2 separate regions of the Mus musculus genome follow, and region 1 is linked to region 2. A link is a loop called in an ENCODE intact Hi-C map of the cell type or tissue named here. Cell type or tissue: heart. All regions are shown on one strand. Links, peaks and the distances in the headings refer to the core of each region. The heading gives the core; the rest is flanking DNA. Region 1 holds the start of H3c3 (H3 clustered histone 3). Region 2 has its middle 7.3 kb from the start of H4c18.

Region 1 (5,381 bases), core at 98-5,097, 1.9 Mb before region 2:
TGATTAAAAAATTTGAAGTTACTGGTAAGTCTCCAATACTTTAACTAATGGTCAGGTAGTAGATTTTAAGGACATTACAATGAAAAACCCAACAACAAGAGTCACTGACATATAATTTAAGTCGTAAGAACAAAACAAAGCAAGAAACAAAACCAAGACAAAAAGAAACATAAAACAAGCAAGCAAAAAAACCAAAAACAGGAACAAATATAAAAACAAAGGAACCACCACTGTTGGAAATGTAAAGGAGTAGGAAAGAAGGCGTGAAAAGCAAGCTTTAAGTCCTATGGCCCACACTACTCAAGGTCAGGGAGGACGGGAGACTCCTGTAATCTTAGTACTTGAAGGTAAAAGGAAGAAGACCCAAAGCTTCATGTCAAGCTCAGCCACATAGAGATTTCAATTTCTTCATTAAATTAAAAATGTGTTGAATGACGCTAAGGCAGACTTGAGAAGCCTGCATCTTCTGCCTTACAATTAAGCCAGAATACGGCATTCTCGTCTCTTGTTCATACTCCCTCAGATAATGAGCAGGCTGGACTTCCCGCTACCTGTTTCTTTGAAGACCTTGCTAATTTTTCCAACATTTGTCACTGTTTCTTCCAATATGGCATGGTCAAGTAAAACATCAAGTATTCATGTCTTTTTGTGTAAAAGAAACAGTAAATAAAAAGGGAAAGGCATAAAGACAACAGAGAAAAGAATCCCTAACTGGAGAGATCCACTTACAGTAAGAATATTAACATCTTACTCCAAAGGGAGTAAGCTCAAGGTAAGCAAGCTTCAGGAACCGTCGTCTATGTTCCTTTCTTGCTGTTAAGGTGGGCTGTGTATTCTCTCTCACACACAGAAATGTTTCTAAGACAAGTATTTTAGCCATGGTATTTTGTGTGTATGAGAGTTCTGTCTCTCTACTTCTGTGTCTGTCTCTCTACCCCACCCCCACCCCCACCCCCACCCCACCCCGCCCAATCGCACTGTGTGTGTGGGTGTGGGTGTGTGTTTTGTAGTCCAGGTTTCTCTGTGTAGCCCTCAACTGTCCTGGAATTCTCTCTGAAGGACTGGCTTGCCTCAGATTCAAATCCTCCTGCCTCTGTCTCCCAAGATTAAAGGAAGGTATATCACCACTACCCAGCATTCTAAGAGCTCTTGAAGTCTTTGCCTAGCCTTTTCAGGAGCCTGCCTTTCATATTCAAGGATTCGATAAACCAATGAGAAAGCAGGGGTGAAGTCCCGAATCATGGATAAAATATTTTAAAATATTTTCCATGAACTACTCATTCTGAGCAACTTTATTTTCTCCTGTCACCACATATTCTCAGACAGTTTAAAAATGAAAAAAAAAGAAAAAAGAAATTTAAAACTTAACACCCGTTAAGCCATTTGCCCCATCTGATTCCTAGTTTTCCTGCCCTAGCACAAATGCTCGAGGCACTGACTTTTTCCCAGTCAAAGCCTTTACCAGTTTTTTAACAATTACTTTGTAAGTCATGGAAATCCAATTGTCAACATGGTGGTTTTTCAAAAAAGCTAAGTTGCTTCAAGTATTTATAACTCCTCTGGTTCCATCTATTGTCAATATCCTACCCTGAATGTAAATGTCCCAAGACATAAGAAACAAACAAAAAAAATTAGAAAGCTGTGGTTGCTTTTCACTGAAGCGCAATTGGCTGTAATGTTTTAATACTCAATCTCACAGTAGGAAGCTAATTTGAAAGACTAAATACATTAAAGGCCAACTCCTACAGATAGCACTGCTACAAAGCACTGAGTAAAATACCTAGACTCAATATGTACAACATCGAAACTCATGACACAAAGTGGGAAAATGGCAATGATTGTGACCTCAGCCTTTAAACTCAGAGCAAATGCTCAATTCCACTTTTCATAAAGACATATTTGGCTAACAAAGTTAGGTCATATATTACAACTTCTTTTCTGAAAAGTGTGGGTGGCTCTTAAAAGAGCCTTTGGGTTTGTTGTGAGCCCTACGAGCTCACTTGGAGCTGGTGTACTTGGTGACGGCCTTAGTGCCCTCCGACACGGCGTGCTTGGCCAGCTCCCCGGGCAGCAGCAGGCGCACGGCCGTCTGGATCTCCCGGGACGTGATGGTCGAGCGCTTGTTGTAATGCGCCAGGCGGGACGCCTCGCTCGCGATGCGCTCGAAGATGTCGTTCACGAACGAGTTCATGATGCCCATGGCCTTGGAGGAGATGCCGGTGTCGGGGTGCACTTGCTTCAGCACCTTGTACACGTACACCGAATAGCTCTCCTTGCGGCTGCGCTTGCGCTTCTTGCCATCCTTCTTCTGCGCCTTAGAGATGGCTTTCTTAGATCCCTTCTTAGGGGCTGGTGCAGACTTAGAAGGCTCTGGCATTCTGTTCAAAAGAAGACACACAAAATGGTCAGAAACTGGTAGGCAGTGAGGGCGCACTTATTTTATTTATACTCCTGAAATTCAAATGAAGGAGCAAGTGCTTTTACTTTTGATTGGTTAAGAATAATGGCCTCAAAGGCTTTATGCAAATAAGAGACTCAAAATCCCATCTACAATTGGGCAAGAGAAGAAGACCATTTTGACCAATAGGACAGCGATATTTCGTGACACTACACAATCTATGTGGTATGTTAACAGTAGGTTACAGTGTTTCCTTATTTGGGAACTTTTAGTAATGTCTGGACACTGCAAGCAGTGCGACAAGGCTCCCGCCAAAGCCAAGACCGGCTCCTCCCGGGCCGGCCTACAGTTAGTTCCTCGTGAGCCGTGGGCGCCGGCGCTCCGGTGTACCTGGCGGCCGAGATCATGGAGCTGGCGGGCAACGCGGCCCGCGACAACAAGAAGACGCGCATCATCCCGCGCCACCTGCAGCTGGCCATCCGCAACGACGAGGAGCTCAACAAGCTGCTGGGCCGCGTGACCATCGCGCAGGGCGGCGTCCTGCCCAACATCCAGGCCGTGCTGCTGCCCAAGAAGACCGAGAGCCACCACAAGGCCAAGGGAAATAGATTCAAGTCAAGAAATTCTACTATTGACGTATCTAACGGCTCTTAAGAGCTATGCACTTTTTCCCAAGATCAGCTTGTGATGCAGTACCTATAGTGCCTTCCCCTTCTGTAGAAAATACACAAATACTTCTTTGAGTAGTGAGTGTTCATATTTAAAAGCCCAGTTTTCTACGAAGTAAAGATTGGTAACCTTTAAAATAACTCACCCACAGCGCTTGACATACTAGTTGCCCCCTTTAAGACCAAGAATGTGAGTTAAGATTGTTGGATCATGATTTTACTTTACCCAACTCCAAAGTAGTTACAAGTTATTACGCTTTGTACCTTGTAACACAAAATTACAAAGGAATGGAGCAACGTCTAGGCACTCAGACTTGCAATCACCGCATCTCGAAAACAAGATTGTGATTCCATCTGGAGATAAAAACTCCATTAAAATACCAATTTTAATTTTTTCTTTTTTTTGTAAGAACAAAACGTAACTAGAGTGTCAGAACAAGGTAGCCAATCAGATACTCTTAAAACTACCAATCACACGGGCTATTTCCCAGCCAATGAATTTGTAGCGCGCGACTTTCAAAAAGTTGCAAGGCCAATCAAAATGTTTCTTAGTATATTTAAGGGCAAGATTTCTTTCGTCCTGCACTTTTGTGTATCTCCTCCCAAGAATGGCTCGTACTAAGCAGACCGCTCGCAAGTCCACCGGCGGCAAGGCCCCGCGCAAGCAGCTGGCCACCAAAGCCGCCCGCAAGAGCGCCCCGGCCACCGGCGGCGTGAAGAAGCCTCACCGCTACCGTCCCGGCACCGTGGCGCTGCGCGAGATCCGGCGCTACCAGAAGTCGACCGAGCTGCTGATCCGCAAGCTGCCGTTCCAGCGCCTGGTGCGCGAGATCGCGCAGGACTTCAAGACCGACCTGCGCTTCCAGAGCTCGGCTGTCATGGCTCTGCAGGAGGCGAGCGAGGCCTACCTTGTGGGTCTGTTTGAGGACACCAACCTGTGCGCCATCCACGCCAAGCGTGTCACCATCATGCCCAAGGACATCCAGCTCGCCCGCCGCATCCGCGGAGAGAGGGCATAATGGTTTTTATGCTATTTAAAAAAAGGCTCTTTTAAGAGCCACCTAAGATGTCATGTAAAGTTGCTGTATACTTCTGATTTTTACTTAGTACCGCAGTTACAGTTTATGTTGCAACAAAAGCTAGTAGTTCTTTACATTTGTTTCTTTGAAAATTTTTAGAGTTACTTAAGTGATTTTATATTAATCCCATATGAATTATAAGCTTTCGTAGTGATAGTGTTGCGACTAAAAGTGTAGGCATGAAGGTGGATTGTAATTAAGGTGACAAAGTGGAGGAGAAAGCATGTGATGGGCATTACAGAGTCAGCTGTAAGCAATCTGAACACTTGATCCTCAGGAAAAATTCCTGGTACAACTTTAGAACACCATATAGATTCAGCACTGAATTGCATCTTCCTAGAAACAAAGACGTCCTCAGGGAAGAAAGTAAAAATTAGAACTGAATCATAAGAGAGACCCCCAACAGATATCTGGTACAAATCAAATGAACCAAGTATTACTTAATCGCATCAGGAACTTTGAAGCAAGATGATAAAGAATTTGAGGCCTGTCTGTCCCAATACAGTGAGTAACAGGTAGGCTTAGGCAACAAAGTAACTTCTTGTTTCAAGAGAGAGTGGAGGGGAGGGGAGAGGGAAAGGGAGTGAGAGAGAGAGAAAGAACAGGAGCTTAGACTGAATTATTACTTATAATTTTTTACTAATTTTCAAAGCATTTTTCCCCATTAAGGGATTTTGGGAAGTTAACTACTAGCAAATATTTCCAGCCACTCTCACAGCAAACAAACGCAATTATCCTGCTAAATAGGTTTTTACCAAAATGGATAATCAAATGTAAATTTGTCTTCATCATCTTCAAAGGTGACCGTGTTTCAGGTATTAAGCTGTGCCAAGATAGGCCGGAGAAGCTGTGAGAGCCCAGCCTTCCTTAGACCCTAAACTCTGTCAGCACTGGTATGAGGAGGCATGGGTAGGACGATGCATGAAAAGATCAGGATTCTCTCTAAACTTCAGGACCACATCATTATTATTGTTTCCTTAGAAACTGCTAGATACTACCCCAGAGCATGTATTTTTGTTTTTCCTACACTATTAATATGAGAGCTGTTACTGACAAGCATTTTAAATTTAGCTAGTCTAGTCCAAATTATACTTCAATTCCAGATTACAAAGACATCACATGAGGAAAAAAAAATTGACAGAATAGTTTCACATTATTTATTGAAAGTCTATTTGTTTATCCTGGTTGATGGAATTAAGATAGGTTTCAGTTGTTTTGGTTTTTAATTAGAAAAAT
Region 2 (5,381 bases), core at 186-5,185:
AATAAATTTGAATTTTTTTAAAAAAAAGTGTTAATTATATATTTTACAAGATTACCCTTCCACCTAAGAAGGAAATCAGACTTTACTATAACCATAATGAACCAAAATAAAATACCAAGTAAACCAGGCACAGGGTGGGGGTAGAGGCAGATAACTAATGATCTGTAATATGTTACCTGAAATAATAGCTACAAGAAAGCACATGAATACACTGCATGCTGAGTAGGGGTGCTCCATGGGAGGGGGGTGGCAAAGGCAATGCTCTTGGTGTCTATTGTTCAGTGAGGTGAAGTAAGCGATACCTTAAACCTGAGCATTGTACAGACCACACTTTTATCTCCCACACATACATGCCAAAATAATATTAACATGAATCACTGAAGAGTGCACAGCCTGGCTGATACAACCTAGGTCTTGGCTGTGTTTGGTTTGTCTGTCAATGCATAAGAATTAAAATATAGGGGGAAAAAAGTCCTCAAGTAGCAGGGGGAAACCCCAAATATTGAGAGTAACAGAATCAAGTTAAGACAGGCACTTACTTTGGAAGGGGAAAAACACTTTCAACTGATCCATGAAAAAAAAAAAAGGGGGGGGGTAGCTGGGGGTTAGACACTGGGAAGCCTAATAATGTGCTTTGTCCTGTTAGCAGTCTGTGATATACTCATTTATAGTCTTCTCTTGCCTCAGTACTGTAAGTCACTCCATCCTGTGTTTTTCTTACCCATGAGTACTTTGTGCTCAGTCTGGAGCTCTCAGATGTAATTAGTGAAGCCCCTGCCTATCCACTGTTACTTTAAGAAGGTGAATTTACAGCATGACTGCAGTCCTCTAGTGCAACTTGGGCCACAAATAAACAGGCCCCACCCGAGTACATTACACAACAGTTGTGTGTCAATCAATCACCTGATAATAAAAGTCATAAGCTGTAAATTGGGAGAGGAAAATCAACCCTGAGAAAGATTATTATATAGCTGTCTAGCTGCCATGGAGAACTGGGTACCTGAAAGGGAGGCTGGAAATGAAAAATGACGGGCGGGCAAGAGAAGGATGAAGCCAAGACAAAGGTTTCTGATCAAGGCTCAAAGTTTAATTCTAAGCTCTGTGTTTATATAGGAAAAACCCACAAACCCATCCTTTATTTTAGATAGATTTGGATTATGTGTTAGGCAAGCTCAGCAGGCAGTCTGCTCCTGTGGAAAGTGCAGGTGAGGCAAGGGCAAGGACTCCACCCTAGGTCGGTTAGGTCAATGGAAGACCAACTGTGGCAAACAATTCAGGTCTGTTTAGCCTACTCAAGGCTGGGGAAAGGCACAATTCCCCTGTTTTTGTTTTTGTTTTAAGGTGAGCTGGACTTGGGATTTACTTGTTGTCCATGATCCCCTCTAGGGTATAGAGTGGCTAGGCGGCCATGTCTGTCTTATGTCCTTGTCTCCTTCTTACCTGTTGTAGAGGACAAACATGGCTTTTTGGTGTTTGTCTCTATCTTAGGTCGAAAGGGGCTCAAGAACAGGCCTTCAAAAGTACTTTCTTTCCCATTCAGACAAAAGCCACGAAGGACATATGAACATGGACTCAATGCATGTCTTCATAGTGATAACTGCCACGGTGAACAGCTGAGCTTGCTGAAAGTGATCCTGTGTGAATGCAACCAATCTGGTTAAGATACAAAGTCCAAACGTTAAAAGCAACAAGATTAAAGTTGTCTGTGGGAGTATCCCAGGTATTCAATTCAGGTGCTAATTGGCAAAGATCAAACACAAAGTCTGGCCACCAGGTTTATAGGGGGTGGCTTTGAGAATTGATAGAAAACACTCTCTCTCCAGTAATCGTGGAGACTACAGTCCAGGTTAACTCAGCTGGCTGATAAGGATTTTGAGCCATCTTCATCGTTGGTATCAATAATCATTAGAAGGCTTGTGATCTGTATCCACTTGATAAACAAATCTTTCAGGAGCCATTGGGATCCATTTTCTTTTTGTGAAAAAACATCAACAGAACCTTGCCCCCATATTATGTACAGTATTTCAATCATGCCATGTGCCAGTAAGAGGATCCTTCCATTTCACCTAGGTGTGACCAAGCCTAGTTGTAGGGTGCCATAGACACTCAGCAGAGAGGTCTTTGGCATCAAAATTTTTAAAAATTTTAAAACAAAAAGAGCATTTTTAAATAATGTGGTGTACAGGGATATAATTCCCCCTATTATTTTCTTAAAGATGATATTGTTTTAAAGTTCCACAATACCTTGTATTTGACAATTATAAAGAATCACAGTAATATGGGTAATATTAAATTGTCTACAAAACATCTCATATGCTTGACTGTAATAGCCAGTTCCATTATCTGTTTTATTTTTTTTAAAGATTTATTTATTTATTATATATGAGTACACCTTAGCTGTCCTCAGACACACCAGAAGAGGGTATCAGATCTCATTACAGATGGTTGTGAGCCACCATGAGGTTGCTGGGATTTAAACTCAGGACCTCTGGAAGAGCAGTCAGTGCTCTTAACCACTGAGCCATCTCTCCAGCCCCCTCCATTGTCTGTTTTAAATTTGATTTGGAACACAAAGCTTAGAAAAATAATGCAGGCAATGACTAATTACATTTTTAGTTGCTTCTCCTGTTAAAACAGTTGCAATTAGAAAGCCTGAAAAGGTATAAATAGTCGCATGTGTATATTTTACTTTTCAAAAATCAGAAATATGAGTAACATCCATTTGCAATAATTGATTAGGTGTAAGACCTTGAGGATTAACAAAAATTATGTGGTACAGGTAGAAATTGAGGACACTGAGAACAAGTCTTTACAATTTGACTTGCACATTCTCTAGAAATACCAAATTGCTGTCTCAAGCTATTACTATTTTGATGATGGAAACATGAGATTGTATGGCCAATTGTTCCAGTGTAAGGCCTATAACTGGCACGGTATACAAATCTGCTGTGGCGTTGCCCTAAAGGGTCTGTCCAGGCAATCTAGTATGAGCTCTTAAATGTCCAAAGGCAGTCCTTTAAAGGATCAGTACTTTTCCTGAACTTGAGCTGTATTTGCATAAACAATTGTAAAATTTGAGAACTAGCAGTATCTAAAAAAGGAACAATTTCAAGCAATTGCAAACCATGATCTATATATTGGCTACCAGTATGCAAATTAAAAGCTTGGTTTTTCAACATTTTAAAAACAGTGCCTACAGCATGTATTTCAATTATTTGTGCTGAAGTGGAGGGAAACTCAAGAGAATAAACATGTGATGCAATCACATGTTTCTCTCCCATAGATGAGCTGTCTATTAATATAGTAGTAGATGCATTCTTTATGGGATAAATTTACAGGAAATACAAAAAGCAAAATTGACAACCATTATCCAAAAGACAAGTTGTTTCAATTTGAGTGAAAGAAGAGTGCATGTGGTATGTGTGTGTTATGTGTATGAAGTGTGTGTGAAAGAGTGAAAGGAGAACGCACAGAGGTGTGTGTGGGCGTGAGAGTTCAAGAAAATAAAAGCACAGAGGAGAAAAGCAGAGAGCACAAGAGAATGCAGAGAGAGTGTGTGCAGCCTCAAGCTGTGAATGAGCGAGAGAGAAAGAGAGCAGAGAGTGAAAGAGAAGAGAAACTTTAAGCCTTGAAAACTTGCCTGTCAGCTTGTACCCAAAAAAGCAGTCTGTGTATATTTATTATGCCCCTTGCAGATATCCCTGCTTCCAGTTGAGAACTCTGACCCTGTGTCGAGGCTGGACCCAGACATTCACTTGCTTGATTTTTTTCTTAATCACAGATATGGGTGAGCTAAAATTCCTGAGCCTGTGATCAAACTGCAGCCAATGGAACACTGGCAGTTTAACAATAATTTTTAAGTTTCTTTTGCAATATTAGAGCAAAACCATAAATTTGAAAAGCAAAATTCAATCTTTACAGTGTAGACATCTATTCTCTTTAGAATCAATGAGTATTACTTTCAAATTACAAAGTTTGGCTGCCAGTTCTCGTATATGAATGCACGACAGTGCAACTTTTAATACTTCATTAAAGAGACATTGTTTTAAATCCTGTCTTATAATTCTAGTTTCTAGGATAAGAATTACAGAAAATATTATCCCAATTTAGTAGTATCTTTAGAGACCTGATTTCCTTGGTTGGCTCATGCCACATGTTGTTTAAAATGACTCTAACCCTGAATTACCAGTTTTAACCTAACTTTCTTGTTACCAGTGTTACAATTTTTTAATCATTACCAATAACATATAAACCAATACTCTATAACCAAGACATGCATAACTTACTTATACCTTTAAAACCAGTCAAAAACAAAAATGAAGTGGCTACACACATCTTATATATTTAGACCAAACAAAATTTTCTTGCTTTTTCTAGCTGTAATTTCAAGAGAAAAAGCACCTTGTCACTTGCTGAACCCAATAAACACAATTTCTAGAGAAATTTCTAGAAGAAAACACCCATCAGCTTATTTACCATAAAATGTGAGAAGCTGCTGGCCCCTTTAAGAGAAACTTTTCTTCAGCTGTGCTTGACTCCCAGCTACAGTGCAGGGTAACTTATCAGTTTCTGCTGTGCAAATTAAGACTGCCTTCTAAACAAGTTAAGCTAAATCTAGCAGATAAAGTTTTAACCATTTTTTTCTTTTGAACATGAAACACAGAACAACAGTTATTCAAACATCGAAACAAAACACACATAAATTGACACGAGAACAGATTGGTACACCAAAGACAGACAACAGACAGAGAGGGAAGAGAACTTGATGTGACCAGAACTAGGGATATCTCCAGTAGGGGCCAGAGAGGAAGCAGGACTTCTCCTGATCTCCTCCTGTCCATAGGAGAGCTCTGAAAGCCATTTTTCTTCTCTTTTGCTAACACAGCCCAGATAGGGGAACTGCTTTCCTGAAACCTATTTTCTCTCTCTTTCTCATGTCATTTGTATAGTTACCATTCCTACTCCTAGGAACCATGCACAGCATAAATTTACTTGAGCTAAGATATTTTCTTAACATGTTTTTGTATTTTGTTTTTGTTGTTGTTGTTTGGTTTCTCTCTCTCTCTGATTCAGCTCTTGGCTGCAGACAAAGCCTATATAGAATTCTCCCGTCTCAATGAGCTGTCACCCCTAGGTGAATTCAGCGTTGGGTTGACACAGACCCAGCCTAGCCTGTGTCCTCTTTGCACCTCCTACAACAACAGCTTCCAAAAGATAAAATCTATGGCTAGCTCTAGCATTAATGCTGTTTGCTGCTTACCACCGAGCAGGATAGTGTAACTTCTTCAGTTTTCTATGGAGCTCCATCAAGACAGCGTTTCTCAGTCAATTCCCCCATCTTCAATCCTCTCATTTGGACGCCACCTGTAGCTGTCCAGCAG

What was found. A loop is a pair of places that touch in the nucleus more often than their neighbours do. Peaks named below come from ENCODE experiments on the same cell type or tissue, not always from the same donor. Only the 100,000 strongest peaks of a DNase experiment are listed, where the experiment ranks them.
Region 1: it touches region 2 in a loop (3-fold over the local background); 4 of 42 quality-filtered maps call a loop at or near these places.

Annotation. Positions count from the first base shown.
Region 1 is chr13:23,743,791-23,749,171 of GRCm38, reverse strand. It overlaps H3c3 (H3 clustered histone 3), which reads left to right and starts at 3,651. Exons shown (of 1, transcript NM_175653.2): 1 at 3,651-4,130. The coding sequence starts at 3,675. The coding sequence ends at 4,085. H2bc3 (H2B clustered histone 3) reads right to left here and starts at 2,438. Exons shown (of 1, transcript NM_175664.3): 1 at 1,949-2,438. The coding sequence starts at 2,377. The coding sequence ends at 1,997. It also overlaps the pseudogene H2ac5-ps. In heart, for the core only: CTCF peaks have their summits at 2,817 and 3,616; DNase peaks (open chromatin) are centred at 2,721 and 3,581; H3K4me3 peaks cover 3,941 bases; H3K27ac peaks cover 4,674 bases.
Region 2 is chr13:21,822,239-21,827,619 of GRCm38, reverse strand. No RefSeq gene overlaps it. Among named protein-coding and RNA genes, the nearest start is that of H4c18, 7.3 kb to the left of the region's middle. In heart, for the core only: no CTCF peak of the experiment used is centred there; no DNase peak of the experiment used is centred there.